Regions from separate parts of the Mus musculus genome. Here region 2 is linked to region 1. A link is a loop called in an ENCODE intact Hi-C map of the cell type or tissue named here. Cell type or tissue: left cerebral cortex. All regions are shown on one strand. Each heading gives the region's core, and the rest is flanking DNA. Links, peaks and the distances in the headings are about the cores only.

Region 1 (7,657 bases), core at 1,410-6,409:
AGAGTTGGAGTTTTTATTATGTTTTTAAACTTTAACTAATTTGAATTCTCCTCCCCCTCTATTGCCCTCCACAACCTTCATGTGTGTATCTCGCTCTATCCTTCCCCATTTCTCTCCCTCCCTCTGTGTGTGTGTGTGTGTGTGTGTGTGTGAGAGAGAGAGAGAGAGAGAGAGAGAGAGAGAGAGAGGGAGAGGGAGAGGGAGAGGGAGAGGGAGAGGGGGAGGGGGAGGGAGAGGGAGAGAGAGAGAGAGAGAGAGAGAGAGAGAGAGAGAGAGACTGTGTCTCTGTCTGTTTTTTCTGTCTGTCTGTGTATGTTAAAAGATTGAACTTGGGTTTCTTGCACAGCAGTCATGAGACTCCTTATCTCACTTTAAATTCCTATAAGCATACCTTGGATATACCAGACCGGTTTTATTTAGTGATTTTTAAGTCTTGACTTCTGCTAAAATGTTAGGTGAATTTTAGCTTTAATTTTCTTCCTAAAACACGAGAATTGAAGAGTCTGCTAGAATTTTACTCTAAGTGATCTTTAAAGAAATAAGTTTCCTGTGTTATAAGATTGTATTTGTATAGGTTAAAAAGGCAAGGAATACAACAAAATAAAAGGTCTCATGCAAATCAATAGTGTAAATTAGCCAAAAATATTCAAAGTTTTTCCTTTATTAGTAATACTCATGATCATCTTTCCTTTAGTTTCATTCTTTCCCTTGATTTTTACTGAGGAAATTGTTACCAGGGGTGTTCTGTTCTTCATCTTTAAAGATTTACTACAACCTATGTTTACACACACACACACACACACACACACACACACACACACACATATAATGTAAAATAGAGAAGTTAGTGTCTTGGTATTCTATTATAATTATATATACAATAAAGTTCTAAAATGTTATTCAAATGAGGGCACACATGAACCTTCAAGGGTTACTTGTAAAATAATATTGGCTTTACAGAAAAGAAAATAAGAATTAATTCTACTACTAATTACCTCTGATAATTAATTATGCAGAAGAATCATCTTTTCAAATTATGTCAATTATCTTTTTATGAAAGAAGCATAGAGAGAATTTGCCTAAGTTACATTGTGCTTATAAGAAGAGTCTCCGATGTCCTTGTCTCTGTTTGCCTTTCTCTCGTGTAAGCACAGAAACCGATCATTTTAGATAGGAAGCTCAAATGGAACATTAGAGATAGACTCTGTAAGACAGAATTCACATTTCAAATCCATGTGCTTGGACCAAAAATGAGTCTAAAATATTAGTCCCCTTTGCACTGATAAAACTGGTAAAAGATGAACTGCCCCAGGGGAAAGAAGCAATGAAGTCACTAGCTTTTCAGGTGGTCTGCACAAGGTTGCATGAGATGCACTCTGAGTGCTGAATGGAAGCCACAATGGCAGTTTTCATTTCATTCTCAACAAGGAGCAACAGGTATAGAAAGGTAAAATGTAATCCTAGTTCCTCTTATCTCCCTGCCTGCATAAAATGTAACTCTTTTTCTACCATGGTTACTCTAAAATATGACTTAATTTTATTAGTAAATCAGTTACATTTTATGTGTTACATATGTGAAAATGCATATATCTATATCTATATATATTTTCTATATGACTTTACATTTTTTGATGGACTTTTCTAGGGAAAGCACATAACCCCCCCTGAGCATGATGTGGTCGACACACTCTGTTTCTATTGAAGTTGGGTGCCTGAGTCCTAGAAGATTCACATTTATAGTAGGCATCACAGCTTGTTGCACCTCAAATGCTCACATGCTGAACAAAAGTCCACTGCTTTCTCTTACTATTAAATCAATTTAACTAAAACCAGAGACCCCTGGGACAGACACGATTTCAAATGTGTTAGCCATACCTAAAATTCCTTTTAAAAGATAATAGTTATTCAATAAATATCTGTCAATACTGGAAGTACTGTTCAAACACTGCCAACATTTTCAATATTTCTTTTCTCAAGTAGGGGTATGATAAATGGCAATTCTCTCCTGGTACAAAATATCTGTTTGCTTACTTCTGGCTGCACTTAATATCAGTGTTAGCTTACAGCAGGTACGTGAGAGCTCTGCATTTACAAGAGTGAAGAACATCCATTTAGCAAAAAATAGGGATGTTCACATTTCATTCATAAACCAAAACTGAGTCCTGCGATAAGAATGGGCACAATCATTTCCGTATGCTGTATATTCATGCTGAGTATCATATAGATTTACCCTGAAATCATAGTCACATTTCTAGGAGATCTCTCTGTGAGACTCCCCTCGCCAGTTACTTTACAGAGACGGACATGATGGGAGAAGAGAATGATGCATCCAGGATGAGAATTAGTGCAAGCCTCCATTTGTTTTCCTAATCATGAGAACCTGAGCTAATCGGAGAAGTTCACTCACAGACTCGGAAAGCACTGGTGATTGAATCAGAGAGGCAGTCTCACAAATGTCATTACAAGGCTAGACAAGGAATATGAGTCACTCTGCCAGGTCTCAAACCCCTGGGTTTCACAGGGTGAGGTAGGGATGGTATCCAGAGGTCAGAATGTTCTCCTGGGGCATCAGCCTAGTTCAAGGCTCTGGGCACAGCAGCAAATATTCTCATAGGACTCTATTCAGATCAGGTGTGGGTGACTAGTCCTGGCTATTGGCTCCAGGCAAATAAATGTGGGAGTCTCTAAAGCTGGTCGCCTTTAAAGAGCTCTTGAGAAAACTCCCAAGGGAGTCTACAGTTTAACTCTTTCATTGCTGCTCCATTTCCTCCCCATAAGCCCAGTACACACAAGACCAAAGTGTTCCAGGGTAAGTGAATGTAGAAATAGAATCTGATGAACAGTTTTTACGTAATCAGCAGCATTTCAACTTCTGCAGACTGACGCTGCCAAACAACCTCCCACCCTGAGAGAGCAGGCATTTATAAATGTTACATCTTTATATCTCCTCCCTCAAATTCCTTAATGGGCCATTAGTAAGGAGATCGATCCTAGTTACTTTATAGCTAGGCAACAGCACAGGCACCCTGCTGTGTTTACTAGTGCCAGAAACACCATTCAAAAGTTGAGAAGGTCGAAGCTCTACTTTGCAAACATTTGGGGGCGAAAAATTGGGGCAAGGTGAGGTGGAAAGGGGGAAGAGAGAAAACCCGGTGTGACCTAACTCAGAAGCATATGTAACAAGCAAATTCCTACTTAAGCTATCTGGGGGGGAGTGGAGACTGCTAAGTTCTACAGTTACAGGATACAAGCTTTAGCACCCCAACTCGCCCCAACCCGGGTTCCTTAGAAAACCGAGCCCCTTCCCCACCTCTGGCGGCCACAGCAAATGCCAGCTCTGGAGCTAAATGCGCTTGGCTGGAGATGGGTGCGCATCACTTACGTCTCGGAATTTGTTCCACTGTCCGACTTCCTTGTCATACTGAGAGATTGTCGTGAGCCATTGTTTTTCGTCCAGAAAATTACCGCCGTCCGACCGCCCCCCGGCCACAGCCACCGCCGCGGCAGCTGCAAGAGTCTGGCTGCACCAAGCCGCTGCACACACACACAATAAGGCTGACACCTTGAGCATCTGGGAAGGAGACACAACCACGGGTAGGGAGCAATGTCAGAGACCGGGTGCGAAGATGGGGGCGCCCCTGGAAGGCATGCATCAGCGAGGACGGGTTGGAGAGAAGGGGAGACGAGCAGGGACAGGGGTGTCCCCTTCCAGGAGGCTTCACCCCCAAACCAGGGCACTCACACACACGCAGACCCAAGGGAGAAGAAGAAGGGGTCTAAGGGAGGAAGCCCCAAGCAGCTAGAGTCCCAGCGGCCAGATAAAACGCTTGCCGGCCCATCACCTTGTTGAGAGCGGGCACGGAGCTCGCAGCTCCTGATGGAAAAGCAGCCCGGCTCTGGCAACTCGCTTCTTGCTGGAGCTGCTGCACGCGCCGCCGTCTCAGCCGTCCACTCAGCTCCCTGCGCCCGGCGCTCCCCCCATCCCACCCTCCCCGCGCCTATCCCTCGCCAGCTCCCCTCGCTTCACCCCTCCCTCCCCCACCTCCTTCCTCCCCTCCTCCTATCCCACCTTCCTCTCCCTGAATCCCAGCTGCAGCAAGTTCCGGATGCGAAGCCTGGCTGGAGCCAGAGGATGCAGTAGGCTCCTCTCCTAGGAATCCCTTGCTTTCTAACCTCTTGCCTCCAGAAAAGGTTCTCATGTTCCAGGCACAACCAGCTCATTCTCTCTTCTCTTGGATTGAATGCCGGTGAAGCAAGGCATCTCCCTCTCTGCTACTCCTGTTTTTCAATTTCAAGGGTGGTCAGGCAGCTATAAGGAAATAGATCAGAAGAAAACTTTATGCATCTCAGAGTGAGAGTCCGTGAGACTTTGCTCTGAACCTGAACTCAGCTCCTCCTTCCTAAAGACCACCATAAGGCCTTGGGGAAGCTCTTCACTGTCTGCAAATGTATGCTCTGAACTTCTGAATTATTTCAGAGCCAAACTCTCTTTAGATTTGGCAGGCAAAGTGTTTGATTTCACCAGCATGCCATGCTCAGTGCACACAACCCGTTTTTCCTTTCTAAAATCCCTCCAATAACTGTGGTGTATGCTACAGTCCTTAAAGCAAAGATAAATAAGCCACCTATGTCAGTCTTCTGAATATAAGCAAACAGCTTTGAGGCCCTAGCTAGGATGTACTTCGAACTTCCACTGATAACAAAAACATTTGCCTGCCCAAATCTATTCTCACACCCTGTGCAGAGCCCAGTGAAGAAATTCTTTTCCTTGTACTTACAGAAAGCAGGTTAATTGAGCAGGGTATGTAAATTGAGAGATTTTTGGAAATCAACAGACTACAAAAGTGTTAGCCATCTGTATTTGAATTACATATGTCAGGCAAGCTACACCTTCCCAAGCTATGACCTTTGTATTTTCTAAAATTCAGGAGGTCTTCATTAGAATAGTGGCAACAGGTGTGTCCCGTATTCTGAGTACTTTGTTCTCACTCGGGTCATAACTTTTAGATGATATTTTAAAGAAATCAAACTGATTGATATTAATTACTAACTTTAAATACAGAATCTAAGGAAGTGTCAATTATTAGCATAAATGATAAAAGTGAAATTTTTAACGTAGTAAGAAGACACTTTCCGATTCCTGGCACACACACACACACACACACACACACACACAAAGAAGGGAGAAAGTTATTACAAATCTACAATTATAATTTACAGACGTATCGACTGATAGCAAAGATGCATCAACAATTTTTGAGAACAGTATCATGTAGTATTTCTATATACTATTCCTAGATACTTAGTTTGCTTTGTTACAAGCAAGCTCAGCATGTGTTATAGCCTTTATGAGTTTTCATTTCTATATCATGAATACTTGGCTGACTCACCCTCCAATGCCTCTTCTGTATATCCCCAGCTTCACCTCTCTACTTCAAAAATTTAAGACCCACATACAGTCCTCTTAATTCAATAAGAATGTCTCATCATGATTTAAAATTATTTAAAAAAAATAAGGATAAGGACCTTAAACCTTATGTACAATGCTGATACGCAGCAGAAGTCAGGAAACTTTAAAACAAACTGGTCTTCTAGAATGAGTAACCTTTCTTTAAACAAGGTGTGTTATGAAGGTTAACCCTCTACACCATACGTGTTAACATGTATGAAAACATACATAACATGCATGATAACATAGCATGTTACAAAAATGCCATGATCACAGTTAATGTGTAGAGAAGCACATTTATTTTATTTACATATATATTTTCATGCATATATATGAATTTCTATTATTTGTGTGTATATAGTTCATTGTCAATTGGAACATATTTATGAAACCTATTAAGCAAGCCTATCTTCTATGGACAGCTTCCAAGACACTGAGCAGGGTGAAACAATTGCTGAAGGGAAAGCAAGGATAGCTGTGTACATCTTGAAATGAAGCTTTTGAGAATACCACAATCCAGATGTGACAGTGAAATGGTATTTCTAGAAAAATTATAATTCATTATGCGTAATGGTGGAGGCCACCTTCTCTGACTTAGCCTTGGTGCTGGTCTGGCATCTCCTTCCTTCCCATCACTAGCAGAGCCTCTTAAACATCCGCCAGTCACTGATATTGTCTACCCTAACAGTGAGAATGAAAGTCTGCTAAGTGCGATGTTATTAATCACAGCAAACTCTTTCCCTCAGTTCTCTGTATTACTGAGGATCTAGGTCTTCAAAGAGCCTGCTTTCACCATCTACTAGTCCTGGGAGCATTCACACTCCAGTTAGCACTTTAGTTATCAGCTAAGGCCTCTGTGGGGATTAATTGAAAGCTTGCTAGGAGCAAAACTCAGCAGGGAACCAGAGGGGAGAGGTAATAAATGGGAGGTAGAATGCCAGGAAGACAGTTAGGAGGCATTCAAGTTAAGGTGGGTGGGGACATAGGGGAGTACTTCATGAATTGCTTCCTAGTTTTAGTGAGAGCCTGTTTCAGATATTGAGAGCTAAAAATAACACACAACCTGGAGTACCAGTACCACATGGAGAGTGAAGTACATTAAGTGACAGGGCAGGGACTTGTGTGGATATTTATGATCATATTTCACAAAACTACAACACACAGGAAGCCAAGGTTATTAAGCTCCCAGCCCCTTATTCTGCCATTCTGATACTTCATTTATATGGATAATGTAAAGCTATTACCGGAGTCACTAAAAAATTAAGGTTTACATAAGTATTTTTTGATAATTTTATTCTTTCGCTGGTGAATATCTAGTTGCTTAATCTAGAAGTATCTATCACTGGATATTTCAGTACTTTAAAAAACTCATTAAACCTTCTTCTTCCCTGTGTTTTCTGAATCTTGTTTTTGGATTAACTACAGTTCTACGAAGGCTATAGTGACATGGAGTCCATTTTAAATGGGTTTGGATCTGTGAAGAATTTAAGTGAATACCATTTGTGTAAGTGTGCACACAAACACACACAATCTGACAAAAAAGTTATTTTTTTTTCTGTCAGTTACTGTTTTAAGATATATCTGCAGCTGTGCTTAACTGTCATCAACATGTGGGAACAGCCCGTTTGCTCCATATATTCTTTGTGTTATTCAGAGCCAAGCACTTCATGTACCTTGCAGCCTTTGGTCTTATGATCTGCCCTAGAGCCACCACTAGTGTATGCTTTTAGCTCTAAATACAGATTCATGTGCAGAATTCTTTTGTCTCCAACTGATAGAACTATATGGAGGTAATATACATGTCTGGACATAAAACCCAGTTAGCAAAATCAATTGTTGGAGATGTTCTCCTTGAAGATTATTTTAGGAATCTTGCCATTGCTTTTTATCTCTCTTTGCATCATGTTTACCATGAGATGAGTGTCTTCCTCTGCCCTCATGGTTCCATTGCCATGGTAGTCTAGACTACCATGTGACTGGGCCCTTTATGGGCTAAAACTTCTGAAATCATGAGCCAGACTAGACCATTTCTCCTTTAAGTTGAGTCCTTTATGTGTGGTATTTATCACAGGGACAGAGAGCTAACACAGAGAGCTAGCAAATACAGAACTTTGATATTTAAGGGTCTGTAAGTTTCAAGAATGAATAGGCTTCACTACATTTTCTTTCTTTCTGTGTGGATATGTCTCTGAATCATTCAGGGTGTTT
Region 2 (7,657 bases), core at 1,217-6,216, 930 kb before region 1:
CTTGAACCTATGATTCTGTTTGTGCTCTGTGGTTAACTTCATTTGAATACAGAGGTGTACAAGTTTATTTTGTTTCATGAAGAAATGGCCACTCAGTACCAAGAAGATCCAGTGAAGTGTCCATCCTACTTCCTAGACTCCATTCTTTAAAAAAATATCATCACTGAATTTGTGAGGTTGGACATAAATGTGAAATCAATTCAGACATTTACAAGTATATTTTTCCTGCCTCCTGAGAAAATAGTTCACATGAAATTTAACATTTTCTCTATTTTAATCTCAAAATCTTCTCCTGTTTGGTGAGATGTTTTCACACTGTATTGTGTGTAGTATATCTGTGCATGCATGTATATGGGAGTGGGTGCAACTATGTGTGTATGTGTATATGTAGGCCAGATGTTCTGTGTATATGTGTGTGTGTCTGTGTGTGTATGTGTGTCTGTAGGCAAGATGTTGTGTGTGTCTGTATGTGTATTGCATGTGTATGTCGGGTGTTGTATGTGTGGTGTGTGTTTATGTATGTATGTTTGTGTATGTCTATGTGTGCCTGTGATGTGTGTGTGTCTTTGTGTGTGTGTGTGCCTGTATGTGTGCATGTGTATGTCGCTGTTGTATGTTTGGTGTGTGTGTGTGTTTGTGTATATCTGTGTATACTTGTGTGGTGTGTGTGTTTGTGTACATGTCTGATGTGTGTGTGTTTGTGTGTATATCTGGTGTGTGTGTATGTGTGTGTGTGTGTGTGTGTGTGTGTCTGTATGTGTGTTTGTGTGTATGTCTGGTGTTTATGTGTGTAGGCCTGATGTGGATGGTGCCATTTCCTCTATCACCATTCTCTTTCTTTTTAGAAGTTAGGTTTCTCGTGGAATCTGGAGATTACCAGTTTGGATAGGCTGGCTAGCAAGCCTCAGAGACACTATTCCTCCCGACACTGGGTTGAAGCAATGTAGCTCCATAGCTAGCTCTTCTGTGGGTGCTGCATATCTGACCTCAGGATGTGATGCTTGCTGAACCAGCACTTTACTGCCTGAGGAATTTTGTCACAGTGAAATTGTCATACTGTGTGTATGCGTGTACATGTGTGCATGTATATGTGCATATGTGTTTATGTTTGTGTTTCGTCTTTGTAATTTTCCTAACACACTTCCCTGAAAGTATACATACTCATTACAGTGTCCTATCTGTCATCCAGTTGGCTGTTCTAGGTGTTCATACACTGCTCCTTATGTTTTGCTTTATTCTACAAAAGAGAACATTAAATGATCATTCTTTTGACTGAGACAACACACATCTTTTATATTAAACAACAACAGCCTTTGTTGTCATTGTTGAAAGAATTGACTACTGCTTCTAACTCAATTGTGAGGCCAATGCTAATGCCACTTTTATGATGACATGGTAACCGAGTTGTAGCAAGGTGAAATATTTGTGATGTACTGTTAACAGAGTGACAAAAATTCATCCAGTGAGGCATTCTCAGAATAGGAGACTGTTCCTTTTCTTTCTGTCCTTTCTAACTCTCTACCTAGCTTCTGCTCTTCCTTCTCCATCATTTTTGGTTCTTTGTGAATTTTACATCATGCACCCAAACCCCTCTCATACCCCAGCCCCCTTTACTCTTGTAACTTTCTCCCCAACAGAGATAAAATCAAAATCTTGTTGTGGAAGCAGTTCTGAGTCACAGTGTGTCCCATGGTATACCCTTTTGTCTACATTTCTTCACTTGCAAATGTTCATTGTAATGACTCCAAATCTGGTTAGGTATGAGGCCTCTGGCTTCTGTTACCCTATCAGTATTGGAGCCTCACTCAGACTCCTCTCAGATATACTGCTGCTTCCCTGTGTCAAGAAGATCCTGCAGTTTTGGAATTATAGGATCAGTCCCTTCATGCACTCCTGCAGTTAATTGACCAATGGGACTGATGTTGAGTGGGCAATTTCAAAGCTCTAGATTAGGGTCTGAGAGGTATCTGAGCTGGTCAGCCAGATGGATCTCCTGCTTTTAGATCCTTATGGCCAGATCACCAGCAACCCCTGCTACCAGGGACAGCTCGACCTTGTGTGCAGGGGAGGTAGAGGGTCCATTCTCCCAAGTGTTGCAGCTGGCAAGGGACATGGCCAGTTCTACTATCATGACCCAAAGTTGTATTTCCCACTTCTCTTAGATGGCAAGGGATGCTGGAGGAGAGAAAGTGATCCCTCCCTCATCGTCTGTGCCACAACCCAGAAGATAAAAGGCAGGGTGGGTTCTCCTGCACTTATACCCTCAGGAACAGCTCACCTGCAGCCCCCATATCCAGGGCCAGCTCCGCTGTACTGGCCAGGTGAAGTACAGGACCTGCTCTCCCGCTGCAGCAGGTGAGGGACAGGGCCAGTCTTCTGCTCTGATGACCCTGCAGGGCCTGCTCTGCTGCCCTGCTCTAGGTGGTAAGGATGGAGGAGGGGGAAGGGTATCTCTCTCATGTTCACATCATCTCAAAGGAGATGAATGGTAGGGCCAGCTCTCCTCTGCTCTTATGCTCAGGTCCAGCTCACCCACAGCTCTGGCAATGTTCAAGTCCCACTCTCCCAGGATGGGAACTGGCTAGGTACAGGGCCAGCTCTGCTACCTATAGGATCATTTTCCCCCAAGATGCACAGGTGAGGGCTGGGGCCCATTCTGCACAGCCCTCAGAGATTAACATGTCCTTGGGTGGCAGCCCAAACCATGGGTATCTGCCTGGCCTTTGGTGGTAACAGATCCCTGGTTGTTGCATGGCCGTGAATCCATATGTGGTCCCCAGTAACAGCACAGGCAAGAAACCCACCATGTTCCCAGGTAGCATCACTGACAACTCACATCAGGCTTAAGCTGTTCCTCACTAAGCTCTGGGCTCCAGTTCTGCCTCTCTTCATCGAACCCACATCCCTTGGTTTCTCTTTTTCTTCCATTTCTTTACTTACTGGTTCCTCTTAGTGGCACCAGTTATCTTTGAGTATCTGGGATGATCTCTAGAATTGTCACAAGAGTGTTCTGCTTTGCTCATGTTTAATGGTGCTGTGTAGGGGTCATCTAGATCATGGTCTGCCTGCCCCAGGACTGCACAATACTGGACTGGTTAGCTCCCTGTACAGTCCAGGCTAGCTCCTTGTACAGCCCCCGTGTTGCTGTCCATTGGTATCTCAGTCTCCGTACTCACTCAGCCTGTAGGCGTGGCCCCTTGGGAGGGTTGTCCATCTTAATCTCACTCCAGCCGAAGGTCCTAGGTGGGGTTCTTCTAGCCTTTGACTTGTTCACCATTCTGGGAGCCCACTTAGACCTCTCTGGTACTGCACTGGTGGTCATCTCAGACTCTTTTTTTTTTCCCCAAGGAGTATTAGGCTGCTAATCATTCAGATGTTCCAAGTCAGAACATCTAGTGTAGACATAAGCTCTTTCTTCTCTGTCACCTACTGACACACATGTGACAGAGTAGCCACACGTGCATCCCCTCTAGTGGCAGGGCTCTTTTACCATTTAACATCCTCAGATCCTAGCCTTCCAGCTGCTAGAATTATAGGTATGAGCCTCCATTCTCCACTACTTGATTCTCAGTTATTCAAGCTATGAAAAGCATTGAAAACTACCTTTATACTCTTCTGCCAAAGACAAATTTTCTATACCTGTGGTACCAATGATATATTTTTTTTTTCCTGAACAGAGCTTTCTTTACCTCACTATACAGAAATTATTTATAAATAGAAGTGTGGATAGTGATAAAGAATAAATAAAGTTGGTTTGCTTGATAATATAGCCATCAAACCTAACCTGAAAGAAGAAAACTGTGTGAGAGAAGAAAGTCTTTTATTTTACATGATAAAATAAATAAAATCTACAACAAAACGTAGCAAACATTCCCCAGTATGGAGACATTTTACGCATTTGTTTCATAAAAGTATCTCATTTGTCATTTGATTGCTAGGGCCCTCGGTGATATCCATACGTTTTTATATCCCTGTTTCCTCAGAAATATGTGCATAAAGGGAAACATCATCCTGCTCTTATAATTTATGGCCACCAGGTGGCAGCATCACTCCTTTTTCTTCTACAGAAAACAGGAGCTTAAAGAATGATGTCATAGCTTCCTACTCAAAGTACTCTGCAGACCTATGAGTCAAGTCACGAAAATTCTACTTAGTTCTTAGCGTGTACTGGTCAGTTCTCCACGTTGTGCCTGTTGGCTAGAATAAACATGGTTAACATTTCCCCTTAGGCCTATACCAGTCTTTTTGTGAAGAAATTAAAAGAAGATAAAACAGAAAAATTAGTATCCCACCGAAAACTTGCATTAGTGATGGTTTGTGATTCAGCTCACAGTAGTCATTTGAAATATAACTAAAACTACCAATGATTTTTGAAAACAGGGTGAGAAATCAGAAGGTATGTTACAATTACCAAGATTGCAGAGATCATTCCGTGCTCAGGCTTGATCATTCCGGGCTCGGGCTTGTCATCCCAGCCCCTGTCCACCGGGGTAAAGACAACTGCTTAAAGAGTAAGCCTACCCTGGGCCCAGTGCAGAACCTTGTCCCTCAAACCCAATAAACGGCAGCGATAGCACAACAAGAAGGCATTGTGTAACACATATCTGAAAACTGCTCATATAGCTTTGTCTGTGTTATTTGTGAAAACAGCGTATCTTTAAGGCAGCTCTGCATCAGAAGGAAATGCCTAGCAGCTTTGTCTGTGACAGGGATTCTGGAAACACAGTTCTACCACACCTTTTATGACAAGCTCTCATTCACTGGCAACTGTCGTATGTGACCTTTCACATTGTCATTGGCTTCCTTGATGATTCGGGTTCATACAGCTCACATTTCACTCTGTCCTATGCAGTGTTCTAGGATGTGAACTTCTATGATAAACAGGACAAGCAATAGAACCGTTTTCATTATAACTATTATTTTACAAAACATTTGATGGTAACAATGCCACTGATAAGATATGTGACAATTACTGCTGATCTCCATGTGCTATGTCCATGCATATGTACATGCACACACAGAAACAATACATAAATCTAACCATAAAATCAATAGAAGGGGCAAGAATAACAGTACCGTCGTCCCTCGGTTCTACCTTAAACTTATCCTTTTCTGTCTGTTTATTGGATAGCTATATCTCTTACAAACGTGGAACTTGAAAAGTGTTGGCATTACAATTGATTATTTCCGTGACATCTCTCTCTTGTTTATTGAGTCTCTTTTATTTCATCTAATGTCATATATAACATGTCCGTGCTTCATTTCTGGCGCTGCTTTAAATTCCCCTGATAAGAAGCAACTTGGAAGAGAATGGATTCACTTGGTTGATAATGACAAGCAGTCCATTGTTTCAGGAATGTCAGTGTTGTAGGAACTTGAATCAGCTAGTCACAGCATAGGCAGTCGGGAGCTGGAGAAAGGAATTCACAGATGTTTTCCTGATCCTCACTTGTGCTCAGCTGACTTTCTCCACTCTTAGGCACTTAAGGTTCCCGGGCCTAGGAAATAGAGCCGCCCATAGGTGGCTGGGTCTTCCCTCACGAATTCACCTAATAAAGGTGCTCCTACCCCAGCCATGGCCACAGGCCTATCTAATGTAAAATTTCTTTTAATGAGATTCTCTTCCCAGATTATATACTATTTTAACTTGACAATTAAATAACCAGCTCAACAAATATAAACCAAAGTATATATTTGCAACTAACTAAATATTTAATTTTTCACATACATCCATACATTGATTTCTCTGCATTTTAGAAATAGGTTCCATCATCTGAAGGTTCATGACCCAAGTGGAGTCAAGTAAAAGATTTTATTTTCCTTTGTAACAATGAAGTGATGATGTTTCTGTTTTTATATTAACCCACTTTTATGGGCTTCTGGTTTGGGTCACTGTAGTTAACTGTGTGAGCAGTTTGCCTTGTGTAGCACTGGAAGCTAAAAAGAGCCAATGCAATAGAATAAAAAATACAGCATTGCCTATCTGTTTTGTTTTGTTCTGTTTTGGAATCTTAAACTCACTTTTGCTGTTACAATTCCTTTTTCTTTTATATTTTATATAAAACACAAAGTGAAAGATAATGAATATTCAAGGGATAATAAAAATTAGTTCATGGAAAACTATCCAACATAAATAAATAAGAATACATATGTTAAATTGTATATCAATGTTGGATAGTTTGACTCAATGTCTGTTATTTATCATCTTTAGAATTATTGGATTAAGATTCTTTCTATCAATATCTTGATTGCAGCTTCTTCTGGGTCATATGTGGGTTTTGTCTCATGTTAAAATCTGTACTGTTTTTCTTTTCCCTCGCAGTGTCATTCCAAGGCAGTTAACCCTGAGGAAGGCTGTAGGTATCACAGGCGGGATGAAAGAGGAGGATGCTGACAGTCTTCTCAGGGAAATCAAACTGGAAAACTATGTTTTCCACAAAGTCTCAGAAGTCATTGTCTGAAGCAAGTTCATCCTAGATGTATTTAGCGTGTCTGCAAGAAGATAATGTACCATTCTGGAACATTATAATGACAGCTCATGGTAACGTTGTTTTGTTTTGTTTGTTTGTTTGTTTTGTTTTTGCTTTTTGGTTTTTTTTTTGGGGGGGGGGGTTCTTTTTGCTTCTGCTTTGTTTTGTTTGTTTGTTTGAATAAATGTGTAAAGAACATTTTTTGTGGGGTGAGTAACTTCTTCAGATGACCCTGACCCTTGCTGAAGCTTGCTAGAGTGCAAGTCCTGTGCTTGCCACTTCCCAGTGTGCGGTTCAGGCACCTTTTTGTGGAACCTCTGCAGACCCTCAGCTAGACCTTTGCTTTGCCCAGTCATCCAGAACAACAAAGAACACACACACACACACACACGGCAATTACTGCATTCTGTTAAGGTAACAGTAGTTAATCTCTACCATACACACGAGCCACTTCTTAGGAAAGATGGTTCTACTCTACAAACTCCCTGCAAAGAAAGTTTCAGGGGCTTTGCCCAGTTGAAGAACGCTCATAGGTTGGAAATAGATTCTATGATGATTAGTTTATTGCTTTTATAGAAATAGTGTGGAAGACTGAGAACAGGAAACAAGCATCAAGTAGAGGATTTTACAAACCCTTTAAAAAGCTCATATCTGGAGATCCAACGGGATAGGAAACATTACTTTTAAGATAAAGTTAAACATTCAAAGTTTGAACCATCTTGAAGAATGTGATAGCACCTGGCTCTGCTACCTGCTGTCCTATTTAGGTGGGATTTTTCTAGCTCCCTATGTATATTGGAAAGATCAATACTCTTCAAAGAGATTCTTTTATTTTTAAACTTTGTTCTCTTCAGAGTGTGTTTGTGTTGTTGTCCTGTTTTTAAACATGCTGCCTTTTCTTCTCATTATTGCCAGTTTTCTTAATTCCACCAAAGAGTTTATTTTATACAGATTACTGGATTATTCAATTCTTGGACCCCTGCGAGCTCTCAGAATCTGAGCCACCAACCAAAAAACATGCAGGGATTGTAGACCCAGGACACCTCCCCTTGTCCCCTACTGCATGGCCTCAGTGGAAGAGGATGCTGTCAATCTGACAGAGACTTGATGTGCCAGGGTGGGGAGATACCCTGGGACAGCCTTACCCTCTCAGAGGAGAAGGAAAGAGGTGGGGGAGGGATGCAGGA

Evidence for each region. Hi-C counts contacts between places; a loop is a spot of excess contacts. Peaks named below come from ENCODE experiments on the same cell type or tissue, not always from the same donor. Only the 100,000 strongest peaks of a DNase experiment are listed, where the experiment ranks them.
Region 2: a loop joins it to region 1, with 2.7 times the contacts of the local background. A loop is called at or near these places in 2 of 42 quality-filtered maps.

What each region holds. Positions count from the first base shown.
Region 1 is chr8:62,947,714-62,955,370 of GRCm38, reverse strand. Spock3 (sparc/osteonectin, cwcv and kazal-like domains proteoglycan 3) reads right to left here and starts at 4,026. Exons shown (of 12, transcript NM_023689.3): 1 at 3,843-4,026; 2 at 3,383-3,571. The coding sequence starts at 3,571. In left cerebral cortex, for the core only: no CTCF peak of the experiment used is centred there; DNase peaks (open chromatin) are centred at 3,648, 3,932, 4,088, 4,460 and 2 more places; H3K4me3 peaks cover 2,749 bases; H3K27ac peaks cover 1,988 bases.
Region 2 is chr8:63,874,019-63,881,675 of GRCm38, reverse strand. It overlaps Gm24580 (a small nucleolar RNA gene), which reads right to left and starts at 3,480; the gene lies at 3,350-3,480. In left cerebral cortex, for the core only: a CTCF peak has its summit at 4,041 (motif pointing right); DNase peaks (open chromatin) are centred at 4,042, 4,473, 4,689, 5,427 and 1 more place.